Regions from separate parts of the Homo sapiens genome. Here region 1 is linked to region 2. A link is a contact called in ENCODE Hi-C or POLR2A ChIA-PET data. All regions are on one chromosome and are shown on one strand. Each heading gives the region's core, a stretch centred on a gene start or an enhancer-like site at or near the end of the contact. The rest is flanking DNA. Distances are from core to core; before and after follow the strand shown.

The links. A loop is a pair of places that touch in the nucleus more often than their neighbours do. ChIA-PET counts read pairs that join two places held with the same protein, here RNA polymerase II (POLR2A). Pooled maps may share reads with other maps.
Region 1: a pooled map shows a loop between it and region 2 (3-fold over the local background). The contact joins the promoter of CKAP4 here to the enhancer-like site in region 2. A Hi-C loop is called at or near these places in 1 of 50 pooled maps. POLR2A ChIA-PET finds 5 or more read pairs at or near these places in 2 of 52 experiments (HCT116 and HEK293T).

Annotation. Positions count from the first base shown.
Region 1 is chr12:106,245,950-106,250,399 of GRCh38, forward strand. It overlaps CKAP4 (cytoskeleton associated protein 4), which reads right to left and starts at 2,071. Exons shown (of 2, transcript NM_006825.4): 1 at 1,420-2,071. The coding sequence starts at 1,902. LOC124903008 (a long non-coding RNA gene) reads left to right here and starts at 2,323. Exons shown (of 2, transcript XR_007063443.1): 1 at 2,323-2,810; 2 at 3,722-4,450. RefSeq lists silencers at 1,217-1,306, 1,967-2,276, 2,307-2,646.
Region 2 is chr12:104,642,456-104,646,385 of GRCh38, forward strand. The region is part of intron 2 of CHST11 (carbohydrate sulfotransferase 11); the gene reads left to right. Among named protein-coding and RNA genes, the nearest start is that of MIR3922, 53 kb to the left of the region's middle. RefSeq lists enhancers at 762-811, 1,709-1,758. Within about 2 kb of position 1,881, at least 15 of the 41 ENCODE cell types and tissues checked have a DNase peak (open chromatin) inside an H3K27ac peak, as active enhancers do.

The DNA of each region.
Region 1 (4,450 bases), core at 821-3,320, 1.6 Mb after region 2:
AGAGCAACTTGGCAGGACAGACAGCATGCTGGGAAAAGGAGGCAGTGGCTCCGGGATCAGAAGTGGCGGGATTTTTTGTTTCAGTCTTGCAACCAACTTTCATTGAGCAATGACATAGTGGAGGGCGAATAAGATCAAAGGGGCTGTACTTGGTATGGAAAAACCACAGAAGGGTGGAAGCTAAGCACCTTCGCCTTGAGAGTTGGGTCCATCCATACCTGAAATGGACCCCTGTGGACCCTTGACGAACAGGGCAGTGGCCTAGACATTCTCGTGTGTCTGTCACTCACCAGCTGGGGACTTTGTCAACTCATTCCTCTGTCTAAACCTCAATGTTCTGCTCTGGGAAATGAAATCAAAACTGTTAGTCCTCCCTCCCAGGGTAGTTATAAGAATTAGATAATATGTGAGTGAGTAAGCATTCTAAACACCATATAAATGTGGCTAGAAGTATTATTCACCAGTATGATCTAGTATTTTTGGCCCTCCTCTTCCCCTAAAGCGGAAGTAGGGCCGGGCGCAGTGGCTCACGCCTGTAATCCCAGCACTTTGGGAGGCCGAGGCAGGCGGATCACTTGAGGTCAGAAGTTCGAGACCAGCCTGGCCAATACGGTGAAACTTTGTCTCTACTACTAATAAAAAATTAGCTGGGTATGGTGGCACATGTCTGTAATCCCAGCTACTCAGGAGGCTGAGGCAGGAGAATCGCTGGAACCTGGGAGGCAGAGGTTGCAGTGAGCTGAGATCGTACCACTGCACTCCAGCCTGGGCGACAGAGCCAGACTCCCTCTCAAAAGAAAACCCAAAAAAGCTGAAGTAGGACTACGTCAAAGGCCCACCTGGGCAGGCTGGTCCAATACAGGACAAGGGACCTAAAGATAGATGGTATTTCATTTGGACCTGCAAATGAGTAAGAATGCCAGCTCCGGGTCTATTAAAAACCCCGCTCGGATGTCTCCCACAGGCAGAGCTGAGGTGGGGCCTTGCCTGAGGCTTCCAGGGATGCGCTGGCTTCCCTTCCAACCTCCTTTTCAGACAGCTCTGCCCATTCAGCGGTTCCTAATGCAGAAAGAATGGGCTCCCCGGAGCCTGCCGGCTTCCTTACAGGTCACCGCTAATGCCCTGTGACAGGCCCTTGGCCCACCCTGCCAGGCGGGCCTGGGCATCCTCGCGGCGGCCCATCCCTCGGGGCCGATTCCTCCGCAGCCATTAACAAAGGGGGTCTGGGGACTGCCTCGGAACTAGGGGGCCGCGTGGAGTGGGATGTCTAGGCCAGGGCCCGCCAAGGAGGAGCGGCCGGCTCCCGCCTCCGGGCCTGGGCAGGCAGCGCTAGGGGCCGGTCGGGAAGCACGAAGGAGCCCGGCCGTGGGTCCGGAGGCCGCAGTCGATGGGGACAGTTGCGGGGCCGGGGGTACCCACCTTCTGCTCGACGCCCTGCAAGCCCTGGCCCAGCTCCTCCCTCTGCCGGGAGAAGTCCTGGTGGCTGCGCCGGACCTGCTGGACCTCCTCCAGGACGTGGTGGACGCACCAGCCCGAGAAAGCGGCCGCCGCCACCAGGGCGAGGTAGAAGAGAAAGTTGAGCGCCCTGCCGAGCCTGCGCGAGCAGGACGCCGAGGACGAGGCGGCGGCGGCGGCAGCGGCGGCGGAGGCGGAGGAGGAGGAGGAGGACTTGCCGCCGCCGCCGCCGCCGCCGCGGTGGCCGCCCTTGCCGTGCGCCTGGTTCTGCGGGTGCTGCTGCGGGTGCTGCTGCGGGTGCGGCGCGGGCGGCGGCGGCGGCTGCTGCGGCGCCGGCGGCGGCTTCTTCGCCACGTCATCCGCGCCGCCCGACGGGTGGGCACCCTTCTCCGAGGGGCTCGCGGCGCCGTGGCCGCCCTTGGAGCCCCTTTGTTTGGCCGAGGGCATGGCGGGCGCGGCGGCGGCTCGGGCCGCGGGCTGGGAGGCGAGCGAGCGCGGCGCGCGGCCCGGGAAACTTGCAGGGGCTCCCCCGGGACTGGGCGAGCGGCACGCGGGCGCTGCTGGCGTCGGAGCGGCGAGAGGACGCGCGGCCGGGGAAGGAGGCCGGGCCGAGGAGGCGGGAGGAGGGGGCCTGCCTCCGCCGCCGCGGCGCCGACCCCGCCTCCCGGTAAGGGAGGCCGAGCGAGCCGAGCCGGGAGAGCTTGCCACGCACGCCGGCCCGGCGGCCCCTCCTCCCCGCCGCCACGACCCCGGAGAGGGAGGGCCGGGCGGGGTCTACGGGGGCCGGGAAGCCGGCGCGGGGGTGGCTGGGCGCGGGGCGGGGTCCCGGCGGGGTCTGCGGAGGCCGGGGTGGGCACCGAGGTGGCCGCGAGGGGAGGGGAGAAGAGCGGAGCGGAGGGGAGGGGACGCGGCCGAGGTGGGGCTGGCGGCCCGGCGGGTTCCACGCAGGCTGGGGGCGGAGGGCCAGATCGACCCCAGCCGGGGCGGCCGAGCAGGGTCCACGGGGGTCGGGGATGGGCGGCCAGGCGGGGTCGGAGGGACGAAAGCCGGGGTGAACCTGCGCCGCGGGCCAAGCGCGACCCCCTCCCTTCCCGACCTGTGCGGAGAGGAGAGAAATGAAGGGGGGCGCCCAAGGAGCCCTGGCCCCGGGAGTGGGAGTCAGCGGGTGGGAACAGATCGCCCTTCCTTTCCGCTGGGAATTGGGGGACTCCCCCTGCTTTCACTCTCCCAGCCCGCCATGGGGTTGGGCCTTGTCCTTTGCCTTGGGTTTGAAGGCGGAGACAAAAAAGGCTGTCCAAAATCCAGCCAGCTTGGGAGGCATGGTTGATGCGAGTTAGCAAAGATTCTCGACTGTGGTAAGTCTGTTCAAGGGGACGCATTCACCAAGTGTCCCCGTTAGCCAAGTTAGCCTGCTGTGGCCAGCTCTTTACTTTTTCCCCCCGAAGCCCCTTCAGCTCTGTTTTCTCTTTCGGGGTCATGAAGTTTGTCCACGGCCCCTACTCCTGACAGCCTCTGGGATGGGTGCTGCGGAGGCAGCAGCAGCCACACAGAAAGAGGCAGATCAGCGTTGTCACCCCTACTTTTGTAAAAGGAAATCTGGTATTGCCAGGCTGTGTGGTTAGCGACTCACATATGTTCTCGAAATCTCACAAAAGCCCTGTGAGGTAGAAATTATTTTACCCATTTTATAGGAAGGAAATTGAGACTGAGCGAGCCGGCTTCGGATTGGCTCAAGGTCACATATAGTCATCATTCGAACCTCACTCAGTCTGCTTCTTTCTGAAGTCTGTGCAGCTTAATCACTTCAGAATGGGAAGGAAACGGGGGCCCAGGGAAGTTAAGCAACTTGCCCACTCACTCAGTCTAATTGGTGCCGGGGCAGGGACAGAACTCACTCAATTCCACTGCTTTCCCCAGTTTCTGGTGAGTGATGTGTGCCTGGCACTGTGTGCACCTGGCACTGTGTGTAGTAGGAATGCTGTTTCTTCTGTCTGTAACCTCCTCCCAGTTCTGTAAACAAAGACAAAACCATGCCCTGCCCTTAAAGCCTATAGGGTTCAAATGCCACCTCTTTGATGATGCTTTCCCTATAACACCATTTGATACCTCTCATGGGACTTAGCAAGTAATTGCAACGAGAGGCATATATGTTAGTTCAATATAGCAAACCTTTGTTGAGGGCCCACTGTGTGCCAGGTATGTCTCCCCTCCCTGAGGACTGGAAGCAACCATAGTTTATATTTCTCCTTCTTTCTCGCTTTATAAGGTGTTGCTAAAAGCCTCCAGTGAATGAATGAACACTTGTGTGCCTGCCCTCAAGGAGCCTGCACTACACTTGGAGATATATACAGAAACCTGTTGAGGGCTAACTTAGGTAAATTGGGAACATAAATGTAAAGAGATTTGGAAAGCAAACCATTGGCCTGTACATGGGCAGGCTTTGGGGGCAGAAAGACCTTGAGCAGTGCCTTGAAGAATGATTTGCATATGAGGAGAGCAGGGAGGATATTTCTGTGGCGGAAATGGGGTGAGCCCAGGACACCTGTTGGCCATGAGGGTGTGTTCTACATGTAGAGAAGAAAGAGATGAACTGGGTGGAGCGGGTCCAGATTGCAGAAGGCTATAGAAGCCAAGCTGGCAGATAGAAGAATCGCTATTAGTGTGGGAGGACAGAGTAAATTATAGCAGGTTCTGGACTAGAAATACAACCATCTGCCCCAGACAGAGAGGAACACCCTACTTCAGCTAAATACCAGGAGCTATTGTAGGAGCCTCTAGGTTCAACAGGGCACAGGTCTCTGACCTGTGGCGCGGGGAGACAGCAGAAGAAATCAGAAGACACTCATCACAGGAACCTTGTTTAAAAACTATTCAGCTGAGTTCGGGTTGTGTTGTTAAAATCTCTAGCGCGCAAAAAGAGGTTATCCCCCTTCAAGCAGTTCTCCATGTTAGGGGCAGAGGCAGTGATAACTGGTAAAGCAGCTTGCTGCCAAGA
Region 2 (3,930 bases), core at 631-3,130:
AGTGGCGCAATCGTGGCTTACTGCAGCTTCATCCTCCCAGGCTCAAGCAGTCCTCCCACTTCAGCCTCCTCAGTAGCTGGGACTACAGGCGTGTGCCACCATGCCTGGCTAATTTTTGTATTTTTGTAGAGATGGGATTTCACCATGTTGCCCAGGCTGGCCTAGAACTCCTGGGCCCAAGCGATCCTCCTGCCTCAGCGTTCACAAGTGTTAGTATTACAGCTATGAGCCACTACACCCAGCCTGTTATGTATCTCTGAGAAGACACATAACAAAATCTCAAGCCTGTGTCTAGGTGGTTGGAATATAGGTGGTTTTTAACTTTTAAAATTATTTTGGGGATTTAGATTTTTTTTTTTACAATGAACATTTATTACTTTTATAATTAAAACAAGAATACTTTTTAAAATTAAGAAATTATGCAACTAGATATGTAGTCAAGTAGAGGTTGCTTAAATACTAAGGTTTATTTTCAACTACTAATTACTTTCAAAAGTATTTTAAGGAACACATTGTCATACCAATTAGATGCCCACTACATGCAGGTTTTGTACATTTCATTTACTTCTCAAAAAGCCGTGTTGTAGGCTGGGCATGGTGGTGCACACCTGTAATGCCAGCACTTTGGGAGGCTGAGGCGGGAGGATCACTCGAGGCTGGGAGTTCAAGACTAGCCTGGGCAACATAGTGAGACCCCTGTCTCTACAAAAAAATTAAAAAATTAGCTGGGCATGACGGCACATGCCTGTAGTCCCAGCTACTTGTGGGAGGCTGAGGCGGGAGGATAGCTTGAGCCCAAAAATTTGAGGCTGTAGTGAGCTATGATTGTGCCACTGTGTTCCAGCCTAGGCAATAGAACAAGACCCTATCTCTTAAAACAAAGCAAAACAAAAAACCGCAAACCTTGTTGTTGCTCCTCACCACCCATTTTAGAGATGAGGAAGCAGAAGTTTGGAGGGTTAGATACGTCAGATGCAGAGATGGGGTTCTACCCTGTGTTTTCAAAGTCCAAGTCTTTCCCTCTGTACCATGGTAGGGGCAGTGTGCCACTGTAGTGGGTAGCGTGTTTGTGTGGGATTATCAGTAACAGATTTCTTCCAATATGCTCTTTTCAAGAACTCCAGCACATTTAGGGGATTTCCATTTGAGGAACTTAAGAGGACATTCAGAGACTTTTTCTTCACACACACACACACACACACAAAGTTCTCATGACTTTTTTTTGTTGTTGCACTTGAGGAGTTTTTCCTATCTGGAAAATTCCTTTGCCTGGAATGGCTTATTCTAGATCAGGGATGGAAACATCAGTTGTGCCTGAGAATCTGGTCTGGGTCTCATGAGCGTGTTTTCCAGCTCCTGGAAAGCCAAGACTTCACTGTTTTAACCCAGGGTAAGAAGGGACCTCTCTAGAACATTTCTCAGCTGTCATCTCATAAAGAGACTTGTCAAACCTGATTCCTCTGGTACCAAGAGGAAGCAATTTGAATTTTCTTATTTCCTCTGGAGTTTAGGGGTGCAGTTAGCAAACAAAGGAACCTCTTAGGTCTCTCTGCCTTTGCTATCTGCTAGTGGAGACTGCTTTTCTTGGACGGTTTCTGCAAGGAGCTGTCCGGCCAGTTGTGGATTGGCTCACGGGATGGAGAACTGCTTCCTCTGAAGAGAGGGACTTCTGCTTCCTCCTCACTGTGCTTATTGCTGCTCAGAGGCTGCTGGGAAATCTCTGCCGCAGCCACCCTCCCAGCGTGCACCTCCTGGATATCTGTCCATGGAAGCTCCTGGACACCCCCTACCTTCCCTGCATCTGGGTGGACTCCCGCATGCACTTGCTGCATTTCGTCTCAGGTTGCCTTTTGACTCTCCACCGCTTATGATTCCACTCGGTGGCCTCCCTACTGATGTCTTTCCTCAGCCATCTTGTAAGTGGTTTCTCCTTGGTTCCAGCCCTCACTGAGGCCAGATTCTGTTTCCTGCCTTCAGTGTCTAACGTGTGGCCAATCCTCTTTCTTCAAAGGCAGAGTGGCCCTGCTTGCATCTGCCAAAAAGACACACCTGGGCTCCCTGCAGCTGGCGTGGTGCTGCCTGGGCATCCTGCCAAGCCAGCATGCCCTCTTTCTAGGGGAGCTTTCCTGCTTCTGGTTTTCAAATCCTTGAAGCAGCACTGGGGAGGCGATGAAGAGGGTCAGGTTTGGAGTCTCTGGCTGAGTCCTGGCCCTGGCCCTGGCAGGCAGAGTGCAGCTGGGGTGGTTCTGTCTCAGAGCCCGGTGGCAGACTGACCAGTGTAGGTAGGGGAAGACTGGCTGGACCTCCATCTCAGATCTGTCCCTTGAAAGTAGGGTTGGGATGAGACCCCTTAGAGGCTTCAGTCTGGAAGATAGTGCAGGAGCAGAGCTGGTAGGATTTGCTGTAGAGACCAGCCCTGTGCTGGAACAGGCCCATGGCTTATCTGCATGAAACCTGAGGACAGATCACTGCAGCGAGCCTTCTTCCACTTTTTTTGTTTTGTTTTGTTTTTTGAGACAGAGTCTTGCACTGTCATCCAGGCTGGAGTACAGTGGCATGATGGCTCACTGCAAGCTCTTCCTCCCAGATTCACGCCATTCTCCTGCCTCAGCCTCCCAAGTAGCTGGGACTACAGGCACCCGCCACCACGCCCGGCTAATTTTTTGTATTTTTAGTAGAGACGGGGTTTCACCATGTTAGCCAGGATGGTCTCGATCTCCTGACCTCGTGATCTGCCCACCTCGGCCTCCCAAAGTGCTGGGATTACAGGCGTGAGCCACCACGCCCGGCCTTCCACTTTTAAATTAATAATAATAGTTCCCATGGTTGGAGGGCACCCACTCTGAGCCAGGTACTTGGCAATAATCCTCTGAGGTGGAATCTGTGATTCTCATCCCCACCATACAGGTGAGGAAACTGAGGCTCAGGAAGTTAAAGAACTGACCCAACAGAGAGCCAGGGGGCTGGGCCAGGACTGGAGCTCAGGCCTCCTATTCTGCTTTGCAAGAAATATTTGTGTTGGAAGCCCAGCTGGGCTTGTTGGAAAAGCAACCTGCAGGTGGGGGTGGGCACCGCAGTTGTCTTTATTTTGGCCCCTTCTGAGTTTGCTGTTTGTCTGCCTGGGCTCTGGGGGGCCCTTCCCACCCACTCACCTTCCCCTGCTGGTCCTGGCCTCCAAGGGCTCCAAGTCCTTCCCCCCCACCCTCCCCTTGGCTTAGCTGTGGACTAATCCCTTTTCCCATTAGGTGAGCCAAGACAAGATTAGAGCTTTATTAAAAGGAAATTAAACTAGGAAATGAAAGGATAAACAAACCTCAAACAAGAAAAAACAACAGCACCAAATAAGATGAGTTGACAGAGCACCACTCTTTATCCTAAAGGGTATCCATCTACCTACAAATTAGGGTGTGGCTCCCAGTGGGGCCATCATCTCTTCTTCCACCCTCACCAGCTCTGCCTGTCATGATCAAGCTCGTCATCATGGTGGCTTCAGCAAACATGTTCTTTGGGGACCTTGGTGATGGCACCATACTCTCCAGCGCTTTGCTCACACTAGCCCCTCCCCTGATTTCTTTCTGAGTCCCGCATGCAGGATGCTGCCGGCTCAGCCAGTGCCTCCCTGGTGAATGGACCCAGGTAATGGCTCCCATGCTGGCTTCCCCTACAGGGGAGAAGTTGCATTTCATATCCTCTATTCCACTTTCCAGGGCCCTGCGAGATCCACTCCCCGCATCCCGTTAGTCTGCCCTCCTTCCATGCCTCGCTTCCACCCCACTTTCTCCTCCTCCTTTTCTCTCTTGCTGCAACCTCTTGGTGGCCTTTGCTGGCAGTGTTCCTCCTCTCACCTCCACTTCACTTGGCCAACACCTACTTAGTCTTCAGACCTTGTCTTAAATGTTGCTTTCTCAGGGTACCTTTCCCTAACCTCCC